Regions from separate parts of the Homo sapiens genome. Here region 1 is linked to region 2. A link is an interaction called in ENCODE POLR2A ChIA-PET data of the cell type or tissue named here. Cell type or tissue: IMR-90. All regions are shown on one strand. Each heading gives the region's core, and the rest is flanking DNA. Links, peaks and the distances in the headings are about the cores only. Region 1 overlaps CFAP20DC (CFAP20 domain containing). Region 2 overlaps CFAP20DC-DT (CFAP20DC divergent transcript).

Region 1 (11,924 bases), core at 2,382-10,381, 98 kb before region 2:
AATACCGGGTATATACTAAAATGCCGTGTGGTTGGCCACCATCTTAATCGTTTACCTAGGAGGCAATATCATGAAGTTAAAAGTCCATGGATTGTCAGAGCCTGAAAGAACTGAGTTGGGGATCCCAGCTCTGTTATCCCACTGACAAGCCTTCACAAAGTTACTCGCAGAGCCTCTGTTTCCTCATCTACAAAATGGAACAAAGGGGAATAAATACCTCTTACTCCCAGTAGTTGAGGATATGATAAGATGAGTGTGTGGCACACACACATGCTGAATAATTAGCTTCCCTCCTAAGGGATACATGATCCCACCTTAAGGGACATATCTCCAATTTCTAAACAAAAATCATTTGGAAAAATTAATGCTTCTAAATGGCATAACCAAAATGACTTTATGCAAGCAAAGCAAGTAGAAGTATTTCTAAATGTGAAAACATCTACAAAACATCTATTCAGTAACTTACATACTAAGAACTATCACTGATGATACTACCATTTTGATTTTTAAAAATATCCATGTACACCCTGGTCATCATAACAAAAAGAAAATAAAAGTTACTCACAAATTAACATCACAGAAAGTACTAAATTTTATGTTCCATTATTCTTTCTCTCAACCACAAATCTGATCTGATATGTCTGGTGTTATCTCCAAGTGCAGCAAAAGATGCCAAATCAATGTTCTCAGACTTATCAATGAGGATTGGTTCTATTTTTCTTCAACTTTCTTCCTCACTCAAAGAGATGTTATTTTAAGTAAATATAAAAAAGAGAGCATTTGTGACCTTCTTTTAACAAGAACTAGTATTTGCCTAGTTTGAAAAGCACTTCTTATCATCAAACTTATCCTCACATTAAGGAGGCATTTTCATTTTCTCCTTTTACATCTAAAGAAACTGAGGCTCCCAGAAAATGAAGTCACTTGCCCAAGGTCTTGGTTACTGACAGAGCTATAATGCATCCAAGATTTCTGACTGAATATCCAATGTTCTTCCCTACAGTTATATGATGAATCTAAAAGACTTATTTTATAAGCGTTTCAAGAGATACCAGAGGGGGAGAAATATACTGATTAATCACACTAAAAATGCAGCACAGAAGGGATGAAAAAAATGAAAGGCTTTAAAAATTATGAAATAGTGTAGATACCACTCTCAGTCATCTGAAGGTAGATATTTGTTTTATACATTGTAACAACCTAGTTGCTTATTTCTCTCTATTTTTTTTATAAGACAACAGATAGAATGGGTGGATGGAGGGAATGAACTTTTGCTGCACATCTATTAAACAGAAACAACTTATTGGTGGTTGTAGGTGTTATGCAGCCTAATCTATTTAAGAGATTCAGACACAGACTTAATATCTGGCAAGTCAGATGTGCTTCAGAATAGCAAGTTATAGGCTGCTTTTAGATGTGCTTTAGAATAGCAAGCTAAAGACTGCTTTTATAGTTGGATTATATTTATAGTACTATTCATTACCTTTCTAAACCCAAAGTCAGATGTATGCCAAAACAATCCATAGGTATCCCCATAAAAGATCCAAGTTAAGAATATCAGAGATACAGTGTGGTTATAAGCCTATATACAAACAGACGAAATCTCAACTTACTAGGACAAAAGTCTAAAGACATCTGTTATCTGTTTTCCAGACATGATATGAAAATGGAACAACTGATGTAATTGCCTAAGTGACAGACTATGCCTGATAATGGTAAAAGTTGGTCAATCCTGACTTTGCCACATTATAGCATTCCAGGAAAAGTTTGAAACTAACTTGCGGGAAGAAAGTAGAGGAACCTATAATGAAAACAACACATAGTACATACAATAGGATGAAGGTTTTCTAATTTCACTTTAATTTCCACCAATTACTAAGGGCTCTTTTCAGACTTGCTTTTGTTTAAACTAAGTGCAGAAGGAGCTCTCCTAACAGACCCATTGGATTAATGGACACTCTTCTCTTTGTGAAACATACCTACTTTTGGTGCCCTTGGCTATTCTCACCTCATAAATGTCTTGATATAGTTACAGGACAGGGCTTTTACTGTAAATACTTTCAAATAGGGCAAACCTATGAATGAGGTGCTGATCCAGTTTTAGGACAAGGGGGTCAAGCTAGAAAGAGAAAGAACATAAACTCCATGAGGACAGGAATTTTCATCTGTTTTGTTCACTGATGTATGTTAATAACCTGGATCAATTCCTGATGTATAGCAGGTGTTCAATAAGTATCTGGTAAACAAGCAAAAGTCTGTAGCACCCAACATGCATCTGAGGCACAGGAAGAAGGCTCTTCCTGCTTCTTGGAGGAAGCAAGAGACATATTTTTCAACCATAAACAAATGAGAGCATGGAAGTGTTTTATAAAATATAAAGTGACATACTAATTTAAGGAGTTACTATTATTAACATTAATTATTATGGTAAGATTTGTAATGCCCTCTAGCATTTACAGATAAGGCCACTATAATGGAAAATGTTCCAGAGTCTCCAAGCAACCTCTGGCTTTGCACAGATTACCAACTAGAGGCCCACGTTCCAAATCTGACTCTTGGATTTGGTCAACAAGTTATTATCTTTTAAAAAAATTAGTTACCAACCTCTAAAAATTAGAAGTCGTCATTAAAAATTGTTAATTTCTTGATTCTCTTGAGAAATCTGAAGATTTGGTAAACATGATCTGCTTTTCTACTTGGTAACAGTCAGCTGTGGCTGCATAGAGGCCCCCACCTCTTTAACTGGGGTACAAATTTTCCACTGCATAATCCCCACAGCTCTGTTTTGTTCATTTCCAATATCTGGCTAGTCCTGTGTAAACTTGTGATTTGAGCATCCCCACATTAGTGGATACCAACCACAGAACTCTGTCTCCAACATCTAGTTCTAGGCCAGAGAAAGTACCTTATAACAATGAGATTCCTAACTACCTATGTAACCAATCCCCTTTGGCTACAATGGTAGGATAGCCCTGATTTTTTACCCCTTACTCTATCCATACCTTTTGTCCTGTAATTTTGTAATGCCTTCTCCTTGGGCACGGTATTATTTGCTATTTTTTAACTTGGGGTATGGCCATGAACTTGCTTTGACCAACAAAATGAGGCAGAAGGGATGGTATGCTAATTCTGAGCCTAGATCTCAAGAGACCTTGTGTGTTTTTGTTCATTCAGTTGTGTCTCTACCAATGCCATGGGAGGGGCCTTGGTGGCTTCTGTTTTCCTTGGCCTCAGCTCTAGAATGAAAACATGTGGAGCAGACCTTACTCCAAACCTCATTGAGGAAGCAAGTCCAGCCACATGCACAGTTCAAGCCTATTTGCCTAGCCAGGCCTAGTAACTCCAACCTGCCCACAGATAAATGAGAAACAATACATAATACTTTTAAGCTACTGACTCTTGGAGTAGTTTGTTATGCAGAAGAAGCTAGCTGATACAGACAAGTTTCAGACAAAGTCACCTTACATAACACTATGTTCTGTGGTAAAAACTACTCTGAGAGACTATAATATACTTAAAGTGTACCATGTGTAAATTTTTCTGTCATATAATTTTTATATGAATTAAGCTTTCCGCTTATATTCATTTTATATCACTTTAGATAAACTAAAATGATGTGAATACTGATAACATCTTGCTTAATATCCCACCACTATATTTCTAGACAGACAATAACTGTTACATAACTATCATTAGCTCTTATTGTCATAAAAATTTCAATATATTAATGTAATTAAATGTCTTCATCATCTGTTTCTTAGTCTTCTTTGGTGGTCGATAGAGACTACATTATTTGCGAACTAATCAAATTTAAGTATTGATTACTTTCATTTCTAGATTTGATGAGGCTGAAAAGATATGAAGTAGTAAATCCTCATTTACAAAATATCCTAGATACATAGAATTAGATGAAAACAAATGTGGTTTTCAGTGACTCAAATCTCTCATTTATTTAGGAAAGCTAAAACTAACACCTTATAGTAATTTGGGCATATAGAGGAAGGGAAATAATTCACAAGATGGAATTACTCCTCAATGAAAAGTACTTTTAAATATCCCTACATTTATATGTGTTTTTATAAATATGTAATATACTGTGTATATGTATATATACACACATCTATACATGGAAGGATGGATGGATGGATGGATGGATGGACGGGGAGGAGGGGCGAATAGGTTAGAATGTAGACAGTGGCAAAAGGCTGCTACTGTCATCCCAGCAACCAGAATAAGCCAAGAAAACTATAAAATCATGACGTTAAAAAGCCATCAGAAGGAGATGGGAGGAAGATGGTGCCCAGGAGGCAGGGCTAATGTGCACCTCTCACTTGGAGAGACTGAATAATGTGTGGAGACTCACACCATGAACTTTCTTTCCAAGTACCACTGCAGGAATCTACCAGGAAAACTGGAAGAATTCACAGATCCTTTGAAAGAAGCAGCATGCTGCTGCAAATTCTGCGAGACAGGCAAAAAACTGTGAGTTCCCAAAGTGTGAGGTGGGGAATCCTGCCTCTGAACACACATCCCCACTGGGGAATCTGAAAATCCAGATCACGGGAGAAGGACTTAACCTTACCTACAGCTAAAACAGATTTGGGGAGCTGAATGAAATATAAAAGTAGAAGCAGTGGCAGGAAGAGCCTCGTAGGCAGTCCCATTCTCCAGCTTGAGCCCAGGGAAGCCAACCCTGACAATATCTCATAGAGGCCCTAGGGGAAGACAGCCAGCAGAATTAGGGAGGGGTCACAAGATGAATGAAGCTTCCAACTAAATTTTGTAATAGTTTCAACTGGACACAAGCTTTCTTGATCAGAATCTGGGTGGGGAGCAAATGGGAACTGTTACAGATGCAAACACAGGAGCTGCTGACATTGTAGGCAGACTGGGAGGCAAGGCCTGAAAGCCTTGCTTGCTTTCTCAGCGTGGAAGCTTATGGCCTGGGGCAGGTCTGAGTTTTGTGAGCAGGCTAACTGGAGCTAAACTCAGTGCTGTTAGTGGGGCACTGCGAGAGCGAGACTGGCCTTGCCAACTGTGTGGAGCTGGGTGAGGCCTTTTGCTACTGGATGTCACCCACTTCCCTGGCAAACTATACTGCACAGCAGAGGTAGCCATACTTCCCTCTGGAACAAAACCCCATTGGCCTGAGAACCACCCCCAACTCCCCAACAGTGGCTGTGGCAAGCCCCGCCCCAGGAGAGTCTGAGCTCATACTCACCTAATCCTGCCCCCATCTGAAGGTACTCCTCTACCCGCCCTGGTAGCTGAACACAAAAGACATAAACTCTTGGGAGCTTTGTGGCTCTGCCCATCACCTAAGAAACCAGAATACTTCCCCTGGCCAACTTAAGAGTAAGCTTAGATCTCCCTTCTACTACTGCAGCTGGCGCTCTCTGGAAAGCACCACCTCCTGGCTGGAGGCCAACCAACTCAAGCCATTACAGCAACTCATGACAGAATAATCTGGCTCCCAGCAAGGAGAAAACAACAGCTATGGCTAACAAGAGGGCCTGAGTCTGTCCATGCGACAACTTCACTGCTAGCATAACCAGCATTTGAGAAAGCCAGAAAACTAAACATGTCTACAACTAAGGACTCTCACAGAGCCTACATCACTGCCGTGCTACCTCCACCAGAGCAGGTGCTGGTATCATGGCTGGGAGACCTGACGACAGATCACATCACAGGACTCTTTGCAGACATTCCCCAGCAGCAGTCTGGAGCCTGGTAGCCCTGCTGGGTGGCTAGACCCAGAAGGGCAGTAACAATCACTGAAGTACAGCTCTCAGGAAGCCTCATCCCTAGGGGAAGTGGGAGAGCACCCTATCAAGGAAAAACCCTGTGGGACAAAAAACTCTGAACAGCAGGACTTGGGTTTCAGATCTTTCCACTGGTAGGTAGTTTCTCATAGCAGAGAAACAATTGCAATGTGGGGAGCAATAGGGAAAATCTGCACCTATATCCCAACAGACAGGCAGCCTCTGTGATCATGAAAGGCATTAGAGAAAGGGTCCTTGTTCCCCCCAGCACTCCATTGCAGACACAGCTGGGGCTTCCCCAACAGAAACACTGGATGCACTTATAGACAGCCTTTCTGGAAAAATCCAGGGTGAGTGCAGCCCCACAGAAGAAGCACACCCCAGATTCAGGCCGACAGAGGAAGAGTCACAATTCCTCCCTACTTGGAACATCAACATTCCTACAGATGAAAAGAGATGCCTGTCTGATGTGAATAGCTAAAACACAAGGACAGGAGCGAGGCTGTGAGGTGAACAGCTTTCCTGGTGACCTGGCATGGGAGCTCTGGTAGTTCCTACTCTTAACCCTGATAAAACCTAATTAAGAGCTTCCCCAGCCACACTCATCAAGGCTGGGACCTCAGCCCACCACTGAGTATTACATCTACCCACCTGCCTTCACCACAACTGGTGCCTACCCAGGAATACCTTCGCTATTGACTTGAAGCCTGAACGATAGACTGGATTAAGAAAATGTGGCACATACACACCATGGAATACTATGCAGCCATAAAAAATGAAGAGTTCATGTCCTTTGTAGGGACATGTATGAAACTGGAAACCATCATTCTCAGCAAAACTATCACAAGGACAAAAAACCAAACACAGCATGTTCTCACTCATAGGTGGGAATTGAACAATGAGAACACATGGACACAGGAAGGGGAACATCACACTTCGGGGACTGTTGTGGGGTGGGAGGAGGGGGGAGGGATAGCATTAGGAGATATACCTAATGCTAAATGACGAGTTAATGGGTGCAGCACACCAACATGGCACATGTATACATATGTAACAAACCTGCACATTGTGCACATGTACCCTAAAACTTAAAGTATAATAATAATAAAATTTAAAAAAAAAGTGAGAAAACAGTAAACAAATAAAGTGTACACCATGAGAGAACAAGATAAGCTTCAAGAGATCCCTGCCATTATAACTCCACAGGAGACAGTGAACCCACCCACACACCAAGAATATAACTACTACCACTCACCAGCATTGGGGAAAGCCAGTACACAAAGACTTTCTATAACTAAGGATCTCATACAAAGTCTTCACTCCTACAAGCACCAAGAATCAAATTAGGCTAAAATAAACATCAAAGTCTGGTCCTTAGGAGAGGAAAAAAGAAATTTAAATTTAAAAAACCACAGTCCAACCAAAAATAAATTCAAGAACAATTTTAAGAAATAGTCTAGCCAAATGAGAGGGAACCAGAAAAATAATTCTGGTAATATGACAAAACAGGGTCCTACAATACCCCAAAAAGATCACACTAGCTCCCCAGCAATGGATTGAAGTAGAAATCTCTGAATTGCCAGATAAAAAATTCAGAAGGTTGATTATTAAGCTACTCAAGGAGATACCAAAGAAAGGTAAAAACCAACTTAAATTAAAAAAACATACAGGATATGAATGAAAAACTTTCCAGAGGAATAAATATAAAGAAAAAACAATCACAACTTCTGGAATGAAAGACACATTTAGGGAAATACAAAATGCAGTGAAGTCTCAACAATATACTAGAACAAGTAGAAGAAATTTGGGATTATGTTAAACAGCCAAACAGAAGAACAATTGGTGTTCCCGAGGAAGAAGAGAAATATACACATTTGGAGAACTTATTTGAGGGAATAATTGAGGAGGGCTTCCCTGGCCTTGTCAGAGACCTAGACTACCAAATACAAGAAGCTCAAAGAACTCTGGGGAAATTCATAGCACAAAGATCATCACCTAGGCACACAGTCATCAGGACATCTAAAGTCAAGACAAAGGAAAGAATCTTAAGAGCTGTGAAACAAAAGCATCAGGTAATCTATAAAGGAAAACCTATAAAGTTTCTAGCAGAAACTTTACAAGCCAGAAGGGATTGGCGTCTTATCTGTAGACTCCTTAAACAAAATAATAGCCAAGAATTTTGTATCTGGTGAAACTAAGCTTCATAAATGAAGGGGAGAATAAATCTTTTTCAGACAAACAAATGCTGAGAGAATTCACCACTACCAACCCAGTACTACAAGAAATGCTGAAAGGAGTTCTAAATCTTGAAACAAAACCCTGAAATACACCAAAATAGAACCTCCTTAAAGCATAAATCTCACAGGGCCTAGAAAACAGTAACAATGAAAAAAAACAAGGTCTTTAGGCAACAGCTAACATGACAAATAGAATAGTACCTCACATCTGAATACTAACATTGAATGTAACTTGCCTAAATGCTCCACTTAAAAGATGCAGAATGGCAGAATGAATACAAATCCACCAACCAAGTATCTGCTGTCTTCAAGAGACTTACCTAACACATAAGGACTCACATAAACTTTGGGTAAAGGTGTGGAAAGAGATATTCCATGTAAATGGAAACCAAAAGCAAGCAGAAGTAGCTATTCTTTTATCAGACAAAACAGACTCTAAAGCAACAACAGTAAAAAAAGGCAATAAGGGATATTACATAATGATAAAAGGATTAGTCCAACAGGAAAATATCACAATCCTAAATATATATGCACCTAATACTGAAGCTCCCAAATTCATACAACAATTACTACTAGGCCTAAGAAATGAGGTAGATGACAACACAATAATAATGGGGGACTTTAATACTCCACTGACAACATTAGACAGGTCATCAAGACAGAAAGTCAACAAAGAAACAATGAACTTAAACTATACTCTAGAACAAATGGATTTCACAGATATTTACAGAACATTTTACCCAACAAATGCAGGATATACATTCTGCTCATCAGCACATGGAACATTCTCCAAGAAACACCATATAATAGGCCAAAAAACAAGTCTCAATACATTTAAGAAAATCACAATCTTTTTAAATAACCTCTCAGACCACAGTGGAATAAAACTGGAAATTAAACTCCAAAAGGAGCCTCAAAATGATACAAATAAATGGAAATTAAATAAGCTGCTATAGAATGATCTTTGGGTCAACAATAAAATCAAGATGGAAATGAAAAAATTCTTTCAACTGGACTATAATAGTGGCACAACTTCTCAAAACCTCTGGGATACAACAAAAGTGGTCTTAAGAGAAAAGTTCGCAGCATTAAATGCCTGCATCAAAAAGTCTGAATGAGGCCAGGCATGGTGGCTCACGCCTGTAATCCCAGCACTCTGGAAGCCCAAGGCGGGAGAATCACTTGAGGTCAGTAGCTCAAAACCAGCCTGGCCAACATGGTGAAACCCTGTCTCTACTAAAAATACAAAAATTAGCTGGGCATAGTGGTGCATACCTGTAGTCCCAGCTACTCGGGAGGCTGAAGCAGGAGAACTGCTTGAACCTGGGAGGTGGAGGTTGAAGTGAGTCAAGATTGCACCACTACACTCCAGCCTGGGTGACAGAGCAAGGCTCCATCTCAAAAAAAAAAAAAAAGTCTGAAAGAGCACAACAGAACAACAGACAATATATGTCACACCTCAAGGAACTAGAGAAACAAGAACAAATCAAACCCAAACTCAGCAGAAGGAACTAGAAAACAAGAACAAATCAAACCCAAACTCAGCGGAAGGAACTAGAGAAAGAAGAACAAATCAAACCCAAACTCAGCAGAAGAAAAGAAATAACAAAGATCAGAGCAGAATTAAACGAAATGGAAACAAAAAAAATACGAAAGATAAGTCTCTTTGAAAAGATAAAATTGACAGACCATTAATGAGATTAACCAAGAAAAGAAGAGAGAAGATCCAAATAAGCTCAATTAGAAATAAAACAGGAGATATTACAACCATAGTCATGGGTTACAGTAAAAGCAGATGCAGATATGACCCAAATGGACAATTATTTGTTAGGTAATTGATGAAGATTATTTCATCACCAGCAGCATTTCTTTCACAGGGATACATTTAAGGAACAGGTAAATAATTAATTATGAATAATTAATCCTAGTACTCAATGAAAGGTGCAGAGAGTTTAAATTTATTTACTTGTTATAAAAACATACCAACAATCTTGAGTATTTACTCCTTTCCAGGCACTTGCTAAGACACTGGCGCTTCGAAATAAAGCATAGCTTATCTCTTCATAGAACTCACAGTCTATTAAGAAAGACAGACCTGTAACTATAAATTGACTGAATAAATGATATCATAGAAGTATAAAAAGAATTTTATGAGAAGCACAGAAGATGAAGTAGTCATTAATTCAACTTGGAAGAGTCACGGAACGCCTTAAAGATAAGTCAGTTTTGAAGAATGAGTGGGATTTCACAGATGGAGATGAAAAAAAGGGTACAGAAGTGAAAGGATACACAAGGATATGAAAGAATGACAGTATGTGATAGTTTCCGGATCCTACCAAGAGTCCAGTGGTTTTAGACAGCATAAGGCTGAGGAAATATGCTGAGAGAAAGAAAGGAGTGAAGACTGGACAAGGCTATTGGAGCCAGAATGAAAAGACCTTCAATGACAGTATGTGATAGTTTCCGGATCCTACCAAGAGTCCAGTGGTTTTAGACAGCGTAAGGCTGAGGAAATATGCTGAGAGAAAGAAAGGAGTGAAGACTGGACAAGGCTATTGGAGCCAGAATGAAAAGACCTTCAATACCACAGTAAAGCTCATGGAAGGCTTTTAAGTAGGAAAATAATAAAATCAGATTTGCATTTTAGACATGTATTTCTAGAACTTATAAAACTGCATTATAATTTTTTACAAATTGGCCTCTTCCACCAGACTACAGGCACTTGAAGGGTAAGAAAACATAGCAATTGATCAAAGAAAAAGGAAGTAGAAATTAAAAAGAGAAATAAGACTTGAGAGATGAGATTAAGAAAATTATTTTTTTTCCTTGCAGTTGCGATTGTTATCACTAAAATTATTCACCAATACTGTTCTTACATTTGTATGTAATGTGGTTTATTAATATGGCAAGGCTGGTTCAATTTATTTCTACATAAGGACATAAGTAAAAGTTTAATTTTATAATTCTAAAGTAGACACTGTTTTAAAAGAACGCATAATTTCATGAAGACTTAGACATTAAATCATAAAAAGAAGTGTATCAGAGGAGAGAGCAACACACCAAAAGACAAAGGGCTAAAGGAGCAAATTAGCTGAGTCTGTCCCTTTTAAAATGCTCTCTTCGGAGTCCCAGCCATAGAATTCCACTTGCATTTCATCGATCATTGCTAGGTTACATGACCACGGCTAGCTACAAGGGCTCTAGGAAGGTGAGTCTATTTAGCTGGGCTCTTTGCTGTCCTGACCAAAATTCTGTTCAAGAAAGAAGAGAAAAATGGAGGAGCGTTTGTCACAGGAAGTAACTTATAATCTTGTCCAACTTTTATGTTAGATTGTGATCCAACTACTAAGAGACACATGCTACTGAACACTCTTCTCTCTGGTAAGCAGTTCACTTATGTTATTAATGTAGGCTTAGATACATGTCTGCTACTTGAAAGGATGTTCCCAGCATCATATAATTGAAAAATAAATTTTAAACACAGATAGCAATTATGGAAGTTTACCTAAATTCATTACACACAGAAAGGCTTTTGGGAGTCACTACAAATTGTTTGCATTTTACCTATTACATATATCAATACCAGTGAATGTATGCAGACTTGTTACAACTCCAACTAGCAGAAGTACTAACACCTGCACATATTCAATATTCTAGATGCTTACCAGGAATAGTAGGATAAGCCAGTTGCTATTTTCTTTCCTGACCAAATATTTTCCAAATATTAAGCTATTTTTGTTATTGCAAAGAGGTAACAAAATTCACAGAACTAAGCATTTAACAATTGGCTACCATATTTATGACAGATGGCTACATGCACAATTACTAACAGTCTTCCTACTGTTTGAATATAAAAAACAAAAAAACTACATAAATTACATGCTCAGTTGCCTTAGTTCTCATTTAACTTCAGGGAACAAGAATT
Region 2 (11,924 bases), core at 1,336-9,335:
ATCACCTGCCTTAGGCATTGGTCTCCCTGGGAGCTAGAGACCAGAGCAATTCCTATTCAGCCATCTTGGCCCCTCCCCCGCAAGGCCACTCTTAATAAAAGGCAAGGACACTTGTTGGACCTCGGTTAGAGGCCCAGTTTAGGAGGGTTAGAGTCTCTTCTACGATTTAGGGGGTTAGAGGCACCTCTTGGTAAAGTCCCTTTAAGAACAGGTTTTGCACTATGGGGTGCTAACTGCTATTCTCTTTGGATTAATCTGCCTTGTACTCTTTGCTGATGGCTGTGGGTGACAGGCATGGACAGGATTGTGGGACATGAGGAGTTTTTTCCTCCCTAAAAGAGGAAACTTGAGAGGTGATGAGACTGCTGGAAAAAAATCCCTTTACGACAGCAGCTGCAGCTGCCTGAACTTTTCAGTGTCGCCGCAATGTGTGGGTCTTTCTCCTGGCCTCCCTGATCATTTCACCTTCCCCACCCTGCCAACAGGCAATGCTTTTCTTCTCTACTTTTTATTTCCCTTTGTTATCTTTTCTATTACTCAGGGCAACCAACTTGCCCAGAGACCATGTGTTGAAACTCCTAGCCAGAGGTTGGATTAAAGATGACAGGGCCCTTCTGGGGGCAAATTTAAGCCTTGCCAGTCTGATATTGGGTGCTAAGCAGAATGACTAATGTCTATGTTTTATCACATGTATTTTGCTCTGGCCAGAGCAAAAAAAAATTATTCTCCTTTATAATGCGGCTTGGCCCCCAGGGCTATGGTGTCACAAGCTGAATCACTAGGGTTGCTCAGGGAAAGGGAAACCAGAAGCCTGGCATGCTGGCAAAAGGGTAAGAATTTCTTACCAGTCAGATTTCTGGCTGCTCTCTGTGCAGTTGAATGGATGGTAAATAAATAAATAAATAAATAATCAGTGTTTATCTCCTCTGTAAAGTTTTGATTAATGCGAAAAAGAATTCTAAGGCTAGTCTTAAGCTGGTGTATTTTGTGCTATGAATGTGTTTTTCTGTGTCAAGGGGTACTTTAGGTGCAAACACTGGCTTAGAACACTTGTAAGCCCACTTTTCAAGACCACCCAGCAAGCTGGTCCATAACAAACTTGGCTGCAGGTCCCTGAAACAAACGAAAAACTGAATGAAGTCTCCACGTTGTTTTATGTCCTTGGGAGCTTGGCCTTTTAACCAGGTGGTGGTACTTTCTTTTGGTCTCTGTCTTCAGGAAACAGGAATTTTAGGGTTCATGTCAGAGTTAGCTCTAAAAATCCTATCACATAGTTAAAAGCCTCTGCAAGCTCAGGATTCACTACTCTAGATTCCTCGTGGGAAAGGAACTGGAGACTGCCCTGTGCTGTAGTTATGTCTCCTGTTAGCTTTTGAATTTGTTTGCTACTTCTGCCCAGTAGCTGCTAGTACTAGCTGCCTAGTAGCTAATGTTTTGCACTTTCACAGTGGCGGTCTGAGTTCAATTCCCCACCTAGGAAGTAAGTCATTTCTGGTTTAATATCTGTGTGACCTTGTCTATTCTCTTCTCCATGGACTGCCTTAATTTTTTGTTTCTCTAAGCACCTAGGAGGTTACCTTTGGCAAAGTTCAGAAACTAGAAATATTGGCCACTTGGCATGGCCGAAGTCGGGTAATAAGAGATCTGGAAGGATTTCTTTTTTAAAGAGCACCATGGTTAAAAATCAGCTTAATTAAAAGTGGATAAACAAGCTATACATATATTTTAAAGGCCGTTATGTTTTTGTCTCCTTGGAACTTTTTTTTTCTGGAAAAAGGTGTTTCTTCTCTGTCAATTGAATTATTTTTTCTCCAATTTTTTTTTTTTTTTGTCTTGCCACTCTTCAAGCACACATGAGAGACCCTAAGATAACTTCGGGTAGCCTGGGACTCCTTGGGAGAAACAGAGGAGGCGCCACAGACCCCGTTTTGGGGAAAAAAACCCTCTGTTTCCCTCATGAAACCCCAGGAATTAAAAGCAAATAGATCCCTCTAAAACTCAAAGGCACTGTTCTGTTTTGCATTGTGTTATCTAACGGTTTTGAGTTTTGGGGTATCAGAAATTACTTTGCATTATGAGAGAGCTTTCGTGTGTAAGAACTAGGTAGGAAATATACTTTAAGGGATGGCTAATAGTAGTTATGGAGGGATACTTGACTCTTTGTACACTCAGCTCAGACAAGCATGCTCTTGGCCACTTGGGAGATAAGGAAACATCCCCACCCCCCACTGGGAGATGAGACACCCTTGAGGGATAGGCTGATGACAAAATGGGCTGATTGGCTTTGGGTTGCCTTGCAAGAAATGCAGAGTAGAAGCACTGCGCTATCTTCTTCCATAGTATTTCCCTCCTTTTGGGGATCCAGGAACCAGTATAAAATGACACCCTTAATTTTGGGGATCTGTCTGCCTTCAGCTGCTTATTTGCTGCTTATTTGGCCGTAAGAACGCATGCTTTTCTGGCCCTGTTCCTCCAAGGGCTCCATCCTGAAGCCAGTAATTCAATTAAGAAACTGGCAAACGAAAAATCTTACAAGTGCTGAATCTGTCTGTCTGTGTATTTATATGTGTTATATGTTTACATATAAAAGAGCTCTAATTAATTGGCTTAGAAAAATAAGCACTTAAATCAAATATTTTGTCAGAAAAATAGAAACTTTAATGCCTTTTTGTTCATGTAACTTTAGTAATCTTTTGGAAATAGTTTTAAAGATTATTAGTAAAATTATCTTGAAAATGTAGACATTTGGTCTAAATTAACGTCAGATATCAGATTTGCTAAATGCTTTAAGGTTGAACTGTTTATTTGACTTTTGAAAACTGTTTAATTTACCTACCTTAAAGCCATTAGATTCTAGATAGGGCCTGGGAACATGTGGAGTTAGCCTGAGAGTTAGCAGTCAGCTCCTATCTGCACTTCTGCCTGGTGTGTCCTAGGCTAGACTCCCCACCTAGTACACAATTAAAATAGCTTATTAACCAGGGTTTTCACCAAAAATGAAAGTCACTAAAAGTTAACATTGTAACATGTAATTAAGACTACTGAAGAAACAGTGTTTTTTTTTTGTTGTTGTTTGTTTGTTTATTTGAGACGGAGTCTTGGAGTCTCTCACTGTCGCCCGGGCTGGAGTGCAGTGGCAGGATCTCAGCTCACTGTAACCTCTGCCTCCCAGGTTCAAGCGACTCTCCTGCCTCAGCCTCTCGAATAGCTGGGGTTACAGGCACCCACCACGATCCCCGGCTAATTTTTTGCGTTTTTAGTAGAGACGGGGTTTCACTGTGTTAGCCAGGATGGTCTCGATCTCCTGACCTCGTGATCTGCCCACCTCGGCCTCCCAAAGTGCTGGCATTACAGGCATGAGCCACCGGGCCCGGCCTACTGAAGAAACAGTTTTACATGCAAGATGTATAAGAAAAGTGAAATGAGTTTTTGGTAAAAAAAGATTACAAGAAGGCATGGGAATGTGGAATTTCTTCAGCCTAGATTAAAGTGTTAAAGGATTGTTTTAAGTAAGAAAAAAAATCTAAAGGTTTAAACAAGTTGTGAAAGATTTGTAAAAATTAATTCTAAGAGATTCTATGTGTGAACATATTGGCTATTATTCAGTTTTTCTGTAAATTAAACACTGAAATAGAAGCACAACAGGTTTTTCTTAAAGCACTGATCTGCTCTTTCACAAAAAAATGTAAAGGGTTATAAAAGGTTTATAAGAATCTTATGTTATGGTTAAACATTAAAATTGGGTAAATATATCTATAAGGTTTTATTAAAAATTGAGTTTAATGTTAATAGTACATTATTATAAAGGAGAAATTTGGCTCATTTGGTATAAAAATCATACAGAAAGCATTATCGAATGTGAAGTAGTGTTTTGCTTTCTTTGGACTATATTTGCATAAATGTGTTATGTTCCAAAGTTATGGGAAACTTGGCTTTGGATTGCCTTGCAAGAAATGCAGAGTAGAAGCACTGCACTGTCTTCTCCCATAGTATTTCCCTCCTTTTGGGGATCCAGGAACCAGTATAAAATGGCACCCTTAATTTTGGGGATCTGTCTGCCTTCAGCTTTACCATGATTTGTCTTTAGTAAAAATGGGAAACTGGAGAGAGAAATATTATGTTTCAAGAATTATAGCACACTGGTTATTGAATTCTAGTATCAGTTGTTTTTAAGTTTGTTTCTGCAATTTAGGCTAACCCTGCTTATTCCTGTAAACCAACCAGTGATTTTTGACTGTTCCTCAGAAGAAACAAGAGGGATGGGTAATGTAAAAATCTGGATCGGTATTCTAATTCCGGGCACATTACAATCAGCTAACAACCCCATATCAGCTTAGTTCCAACAGTTGCCCAGTTCATGAAAAGCCTTCTAATTTAGTTTACTTGGAATAACTTCACTTATTTTGCTTTAATCTTGTGGAATATATTGCTGTTATACTGTTTGTGCAGGAATACAGGACAAGCTTACTGAGTGCTTTCTTAAATTATACACTTATTAATCTTCCAGATATCACCTTCTGTCGCAACTCAAGAGTTTATAAATGGACCTTACCATACTGATGCTTTCCAACTGAGCTCCTCTCTACCCTGAATGCAAGAGACCCTCATAGTTAGGAAGAAATATTATTACCCCTATTCAGCCTGAAGAAGTTACAGAAGACAGATGTTTGTCCCTCTGCAAACCTTAGGATTAAGGATTCTTTTATAAAAGGGAGGGGGGAAATGTCAGAGGCCTGTGAGCCAGAGCAACTTTATCTTAAACAGGAGCTGGGTAAAATGAGGGTGAAACCTACTGGGCTGCATTCCCAGATGGTTAAGGCATTCTAAGTCACAGGATAAGTTAGGAGGTCAGCATAAAATACGGGTCATAAAGACCTTGCTGATAAAACAGGTTGCAGTAAAGGAGCCAGCCAAAACCAAACAAAACCAAAATGGCCACGAGAGTGACTTCTGGTCGTCCTCACTGCTGCTCTCCCACTAGCACCATAACAGTTTACAAATGCCATGGCAACGTCAGGAAGTTACCCTATATGGTCTAAAAAGGGGAGGCATGAATAATCCACCCCTTGTTTAGCATATCATCAAGAAATAACCATAAAAATGGGCATCCAGCAGCCCTTGGGGCTGCTCTATAGAGTAGCCATTCTTTATTCCTTTACTTTCTTAATAAACTTGCTTTCATTTTGAAAAAAAAAAAAAAAAAAAAGAGCAAACTGCTGTAAGAGTAAAAAGAAAGCTCCAAAAAGGGATGAAACTTTCAGAAATATGAAGAGAATCCATAAAAACCTGTGTTGACAGTTCTAGACACAACTGCTACTTTCAATGTCTAGTTTCCAGTTTCTTTGAGTAAAAATGATTCATCATGCCAAACTTCATGCCAAGCCTTCTATCAACAAACTGACCCTTTAGAATTCAGTAAAGTAAGAAGGCCAAACTTTGCAAACTTTATGCAACCTTTCAGGACACTGATTAAATAAAAGCATGAAGAAGGGCTTTGAAATTCAGTTTGTAAAGGCTATTTGACCAAGGAGGGCAATATATTGAGCAAATATTTGAATATGTGGTAAAGTAGCACAGGCACAGTCAAGTGAGACTGGTGGTAAAACAGAAACACATTGCTAACAGAAGAAGATTCTTCATAACTTCTTGCAGTATCCAAACTCATGTTACTGACGTGTCCCACTGTCATGTCCAGCTTCAGGCAATATTGTCCTTGTTTTAGTCCATTCCTATTGCTATGGAATAAGCAATAGGAATTCCTGTTGCTATGGAATAAGCTATGGAATGGACTAAGACTATTGCTATGCTAAAATACCTTAGACTGCGTAATTTATAAATAACATAAATTTAGTTCTCATAGTTTTGGTGGTTGGGAAGCCAAAGATCAAGGTGACAGCAGATTCAGTGTCTGTAAGGACTCATTCTTTGATTCCAAGATGGCAACTTGTTACTGTATCCTCCCAAGGGGACAAACACTATGTCCTTACATAGCTGAAAAGATGGAAGGGCAAAAAGAGCCTAGCTCATTCCCTCCAGACCTTTTATAAGGCACTGAGCCCATCCATTAAAATGGAGCCCTCATGGCCTCATCACCTCCTAAAGGACCCGTCTGTGAACACTGTTGCATTGGGGATTTAGTTCCGGCATGAATTTTGGAGGAAACACGAATATTCAAACCACAGTGGTCCTGAAATACCACAGACCATTAAGTTCTAGTAGAAATACAACATAAGCCACATAAAAATGTTTAGTAGTTACATTAAAAATGGTAGAAAGAGATAAAATTAATTTTATCAATATATTTTGTTGACCCCAGTATATCCAAAACATTATTTCGATATATAATCTTGTAAAAAATTATTGAGAAATTTTACTTTTTTTTTTTTTGCCAAGTCTGAAATATGCCATTTCTTTCGTACTTACAGCACACCTCAATTAGGACTAGCCATATTCTAAGAGCTCAATAGCCACATGCATGCGGCTAATGGCTACCATATTGGATAGTACAGTTCTAGTCATATATAAAATATCCTGTTTTTAGGAGTCTCCATAGGAGATAATTCTTCAACTTTTTTCTGGGACCCCATTCCAGTTTTCAGTGATGCTCTAAAAATGCTCTCAAATGTACCCTAAGTCCCTATTGCCAGTGTTTGACTGTTTCATCTCATGCTGTTATTATACAATAAATATTTATTGACTCCCTACTATATACTAGATTTTATGTTAGGTGTTGGGATATAATGGTGAGCATCAATACTGTGCTTTCTGCTTTAAGGTGCTTACACTAATATACAAGAGAAATATTAAACAAATGAGCAAATTAAATCTGTACTTGTGACATGAATTAGTATGGAAAAGTTCCGTGAACTATGAGAATTTGTAACAGGAGGACCTCTCTTACTCTGGAGGGACTGAGAAGCTTCCCCAGTGAAGCAGTCTTTGACTTGAAATCAGAGCCTCTTGTGTCAGGGCTCAGAGGCAAGAAAGAGTTTGCATTTTCAAGGAACTAACAGGAGGATGATGTGGCTCCAGTGGAAAGAGCTAAGGCAAGAATGATTCAAAATGAGGTAGGGGAGTTAGTCGGAGACCAAACACATGTGACTTTAGGTCATATTAAGGACCAGGATCTTCTGCCAAAGAGTAACAGAAACCACTGTATTACTGGATTTACATATTGGAATATCACTCTGTTGTAGACTGGAGAATGGATCTGAAGGGAAAAGGGTGAATGTGAGAAGACCTTTCAGGGAGCTACTTTTTAATCCAAGTAAGAGAACTGAGGCAGTGACTGTCTAATGGCATAAACTGATGACCTTGAGACATATTTAGTAAATAAAACTGCTAGGACTCTGACTGACTGGGTGGAGGAGACTGCAGGAAATGGGGAAGAGGCGTGTCCAAGCTGACTCCTGGCTTTCTGACTCGTTCAAGTAAGTGGATGTGCATGTGTTGCTTCTTAAAGAGAGTTCTCTTAGCTCTCCTCTGGATAGAAATTTGAGGGTAAGGTATTCCTCATCTAAAATAAAAAATACAGTGTTAATTTGCCTGTCATTTCTTTCTTGAATCAGAATGTAATTCTTTGGTGTTAAGGGTAGGATGTTATAAAGAAAAAACATTAACCATGAGCTTCTGTCCATCTGTTAAGCTTTACTTACTGAATAATCACTCAGTAAATAAACTGGATGAATCACTTAATGATTTTACTGTTTTGAAAGCTAGTGTATGTTTTCTTATAAATTAAATAATCTTTCCGTGACAGACAGTATTATTGCCGTAGTACTGTCATGAGTATTATGACAGTCTTTGCAGAGGAAGGAAACAATCAAAACAATCAAAGGAATACAATCAAAGAACAATTTGTCTGACCTTGAAGTTTTGTAAACCAATTAAGAAACCACAACAATAAAGCTTTTATTTTTCTTTACAATTGGTTTGCACAGATTCATAATTATTCGTAGCTAATCATTAAAAATTACATCTCTTTTAAAATTAGTTATTAAATATGTAACTTACTTCCTAATCAAAGTCAAATCACATGAAGACTTCAAATTGCCAGATAATTCAAAATAGTTGGACACTGACAATCATGTTCATTCATTTATTCATTCATTCATGGGATAATAATTAAGTGTCTAGATACTTAACACAATAGACAACCCTTTAGGGGTTTACAATATAGTGGTGAAGGCATAAATGAATAAACACATAAATAAATAAATAATGCATTGTCAGTAGTGATAAGTATTATTATTAAAAACAGACAGGGATAAAAAGCCATAGAGCTGGGTGTGGTGGCTCACACCTGTAATCCCAGCACTTTGGGAGGTGGAGGTGGGCGGATCATGAGGTCAGGAGATCGAGACTATCCTGGCCAATATAGTGAAACCCCATCTCTACTAAAAATACAAAAATTAGCTGGGTGTGGTGGCATGTGCCTGTAATCCCAGCTACTCGGGAGGCTGAAGCAGGAGAATCGCTTGAACCCAGTGAGCCGAGATCGCGCCACTGCACTCCAGCCTGGCAACAGAGTGAGACTCCGTCTCAAAAAAAAAAAAAAAAAAAAAAAATCACAAAAGCCATAGAGCAACGACAAGAGCTGTCTTAGCTCCACCATGAAGAAAGATCTCTCAGTATGGGAATATTTGAGCAGTGCCCCAAGGAAGTGAGGGAGTAATCTGGGAAAATATCTGGCATAAAGAGCCTTTTAGGCACAGGGAAGCAAGTGCAAAGATTCTGTGGTGGGCATCATGCATCTTCCAGGAACAGCAAGGAAGCCAGTGCTGCTAAGCTACAGTGAGAAAGGTGCTATAGTTTGGATATGGATTGTCCCCGACAAAACTCATGTTGAAATTTGATTCCTAATGTCGTGGTATTGGGAGGTGGGGCCTAGTGAGAGGTGTTTAGGTCACAGGGGTAGATCCCTCATGAATGGCTTCATGGTATTCTTACAATAGTTAGTTCTTACTCTGGCAAGACTAGCTTAGTTCTTATGAGAATTGATTAGTTGCTTCAAGAGTGGGTTGTTATAAAGCCAGGGCATCCCTTTTGTTTTCTCTCTTCACATGTGTCTGCTTCCCTTTTGACCTTTTCCACTATGCTGTCACCACAAAAGCCCTCACCAGAAACCAGAACTCTCTCCTTAGACTTCCCAGCCTGCAGAACCATGAGCTAAATAAACCACTTCTCTTTAAAAATTTTCCAGTCTTGAGGCGGAGGTTGCGGTGAGCTGAGATCGTGCCATTGCACTCCAGCCTGGGCAACAAGAGCGAAACTCCATCTCAAAAAATAATAATAATAATAAAATAAAATAATAAAATAAAGTGTCCCAGTCTTAGGTATTCTTTTATAGCAACACAGAACAGACTAAGACAGAGGGAACAATGGAGGAAATGAGATCAAAAAGGTTATGAAAAGTCACATTATAATTCTTAAGGTCATATAAAGATTTGGGTTTTTATTCTAAGTATGATGGGAGGCATTTGGAAGGTTTTGAGCAGGAGAAAGATTTCAGTTTAGATGCAGCGTATATAAGAAAGAAGATAATCAGCCATGATTCCTAGGTTTTTGGCCTGAGCAATTGGATTCATGGTGACACTAATTGAGGTGGTGAAAACAAAGGAGGAATGAATTTAGAGAAGAGATCAACATAGTTCGGTTTGGAGCATGTAAAATTAGAAATTGAACATTCAAGTAGAGGGTAAAACTAAAAAAACTCTTTATTCTAGTATTATGTGTAGTAGCAAAACATTGGGCTTTCCAAATATTCATCAGTAGAGCATGCACTTGTTAAATAACCTTCATTATAGCAGCACAGTAAATTATGAGTTTGTAAAGAGAATAAGGTATATCTTCTATAGAGGATCTTTAGTATATGTATTATATATGAAGAAAAGAAAGGTAGAGAAAAGTAGTATGTATTGTATGTTACCACTTTTAAAGGGTGGACGTTGTGGTTTTGGTATGTCTCACAAAGTCTATGTATTGAAAGGTTAATTCCCAATGCAGCAGTGTCAAGAGCTGGGACTATTAAGAGGTGATTAGGTCCTGAGGGCTCTGCTCTCATGAATGAATTAATGTCATTATTGTGGGAGTGGGTTAGTTATCACAGAGTGGGTTCCTAATAAATGGATGAGTTTGGCCCCCTTCCTTTCTCATGCACATGTGATCTCTTGCCCTTCTTCCTTCTTCCATGGGATGACGCAGTAAGAGGGCCTTCACCAGATGTGGGTCCCTCAACCTTGGACTTCCCAGCCTCCAGAACTGTTAAGAAATAATTTTATTTTCTTTATAAATCACTCAGTCTATGGTATTCTGTTACAGTAACACAAAACAAACTAAGACAGGTGAGGTAAAAATACATCTATGTTTGGGCCAGGTGCGGTGTGGCTCACGCCTGTAATCCCAGTACTTTGGGAGGCCAAGGCGGGCAGATCATGAGGTCAGGAGTTCAAGACCAGTCTGGCCAACATAGTGAAACCCTGTCTCTACTAAAAATACAAAAAATTAGCTGGGTGTGGTGGTGTGCACCTGTAATCCCAGCTGTTCAGGAGGCTGAGACAGGAGAATAGCATGAACCCAGGAGGCAGAGGTTGCAGTTAGCCAAGATCATGCCATTGCACTCCAGCCCAGGCGACAGTGCAAGACTCCATCTCAAAAAAAAAAAAGAAAAAAGAAAAAAAAAGAAATACATCTATGTTTGCATTTATAATATATAGTTACATAATACATTTATTTGATGATAAAACATATTGATTATTCTTTAGGAGGGAGAAAATAGTGTGAAGGAGACAGAGATAGGAGGTAGATTTCCCTGAACATAATTTGACTTTTAGATTTGACTTTGTAACAATGTAAATATTTTATATAATTATAAAACAAAATAAAAATGATCCTAAAAATCAGAAGCAAACTAAAGCAAATGAATCTAAATGTATTGAGTTGGTGGCATACCCACAGAGAGGGGAATTATTTTAAGTAAGTTTAAATTATGGTTAACTATATTAAAGCTTTCTTTACATTCCTAGTGGATTATATCTAAAGGACCAACTGAAAAAACAAAAAGGACAAAATAATCTTAAACTGTTTTTGGTAATCATGTTATCGATGGTAATGTAAGTGCTGTTCTCAAACTGAGGAGTATATATTGTGGGATAAAGTAAATAGGATATAATATGATAATGAGATGCTGCAAGCTGGGACATTTGGTATAGGATAAAAGAGATACAGATAGAAGTAATAAGATTGATGAGCTTAAGAAAAGTTCTACAGTCTTGGATTTGAATTGGAAGTATCAGTATGAACACGTGCTCTATTTTATTGCTTTGTAAAAAGTATGTTGTAGCCCTTTCCCTAAAATAACCTGAAAAACAATGATAACCTCACAGCAGTGAACACCTCTACTGTCCTAATTGTGGTCTCTGTATCTTCATTCTCATTAAAAGGAACCAGAATTTGATGAGTAAATGGCAGATTCTAGAATCTAGGGCAAAAAGTTTACAAGATAAGCCTGGAACATCTTGTCCTACCAGAAAGTAAGCTAAATATTAAAAACAACTGGGATTGTGACAAAAGGGTGCAGGAATCATCTTGAGCAGGTTTTTTTTCCTGGACAAAATCTGGAACACTTTGAACATAATTAGGAAAATAATAGCAGCAAATTGAAGCATATGAAATAGGTTTAAATTCATGAGTTTATAATGATAGCAAAGAAATTATTGGTCACTTTTGGAAAATTCTAGGTAATCAACTCATTGTTCTGGAAAAAAAAAAAGCTAAGAATATTCTTTGTTTTTCGTTTTTTTTTTTTTGAGATGGAGTCTCACTATGTTGCCCAGGCTGGAGTGCGATGGTGTGATCTTGGCTCACTGCAACCTCTGCCTCCCAGGTTCGAGTGATTCTCCTGTCTCAGCCTCCCAGATAGCTGG

What was found. ChIA-PET counts read pairs that join two places held together with the same protein. Peaks named below come from ENCODE experiments on the same cell type or tissue, not always from the same donor. Only the 100,000 strongest peaks of a DNase experiment are listed, where the experiment ranks them.
Region 1: POLR2A ChIA-PET joins it to region 2 with 9 read pairs; 2 of 35 experiments call an interaction of 5 or more read pairs at or near these places.

What each region holds. Positions count from the first base shown.
Region 1 is chr3:59,001,999-59,013,922 of GRCh38, forward strand. The region is part of intron 4 of CFAP20DC (CFAP20 domain containing); the gene reads right to left. The region is part of intron 2 of CFAP20DC-AS1 (CFAP20DC antisense RNA 1); the gene reads left to right. Among named protein-coding and RNA genes, the nearest start is that of CFAP20DC, 42 kb to the right of the region's middle. In IMR-90, for the core only: no CTCF peak of the experiment used is centred there; a DNase peak (open chromatin) is centred at 5,403.
Region 2 is chr3:59,100,896-59,112,819 of GRCh38, forward strand. All of the region lies in intron 2 of CFAP20DC-DT (CFAP20DC divergent transcript), which reads left to right. Among named protein-coding and RNA genes, the nearest start is that of CFAP20DC-DT, 20 kb to the left of the region's middle. In IMR-90, for the core only: no CTCF peak of the experiment used is centred there; no DNase peak of the experiment used is centred there.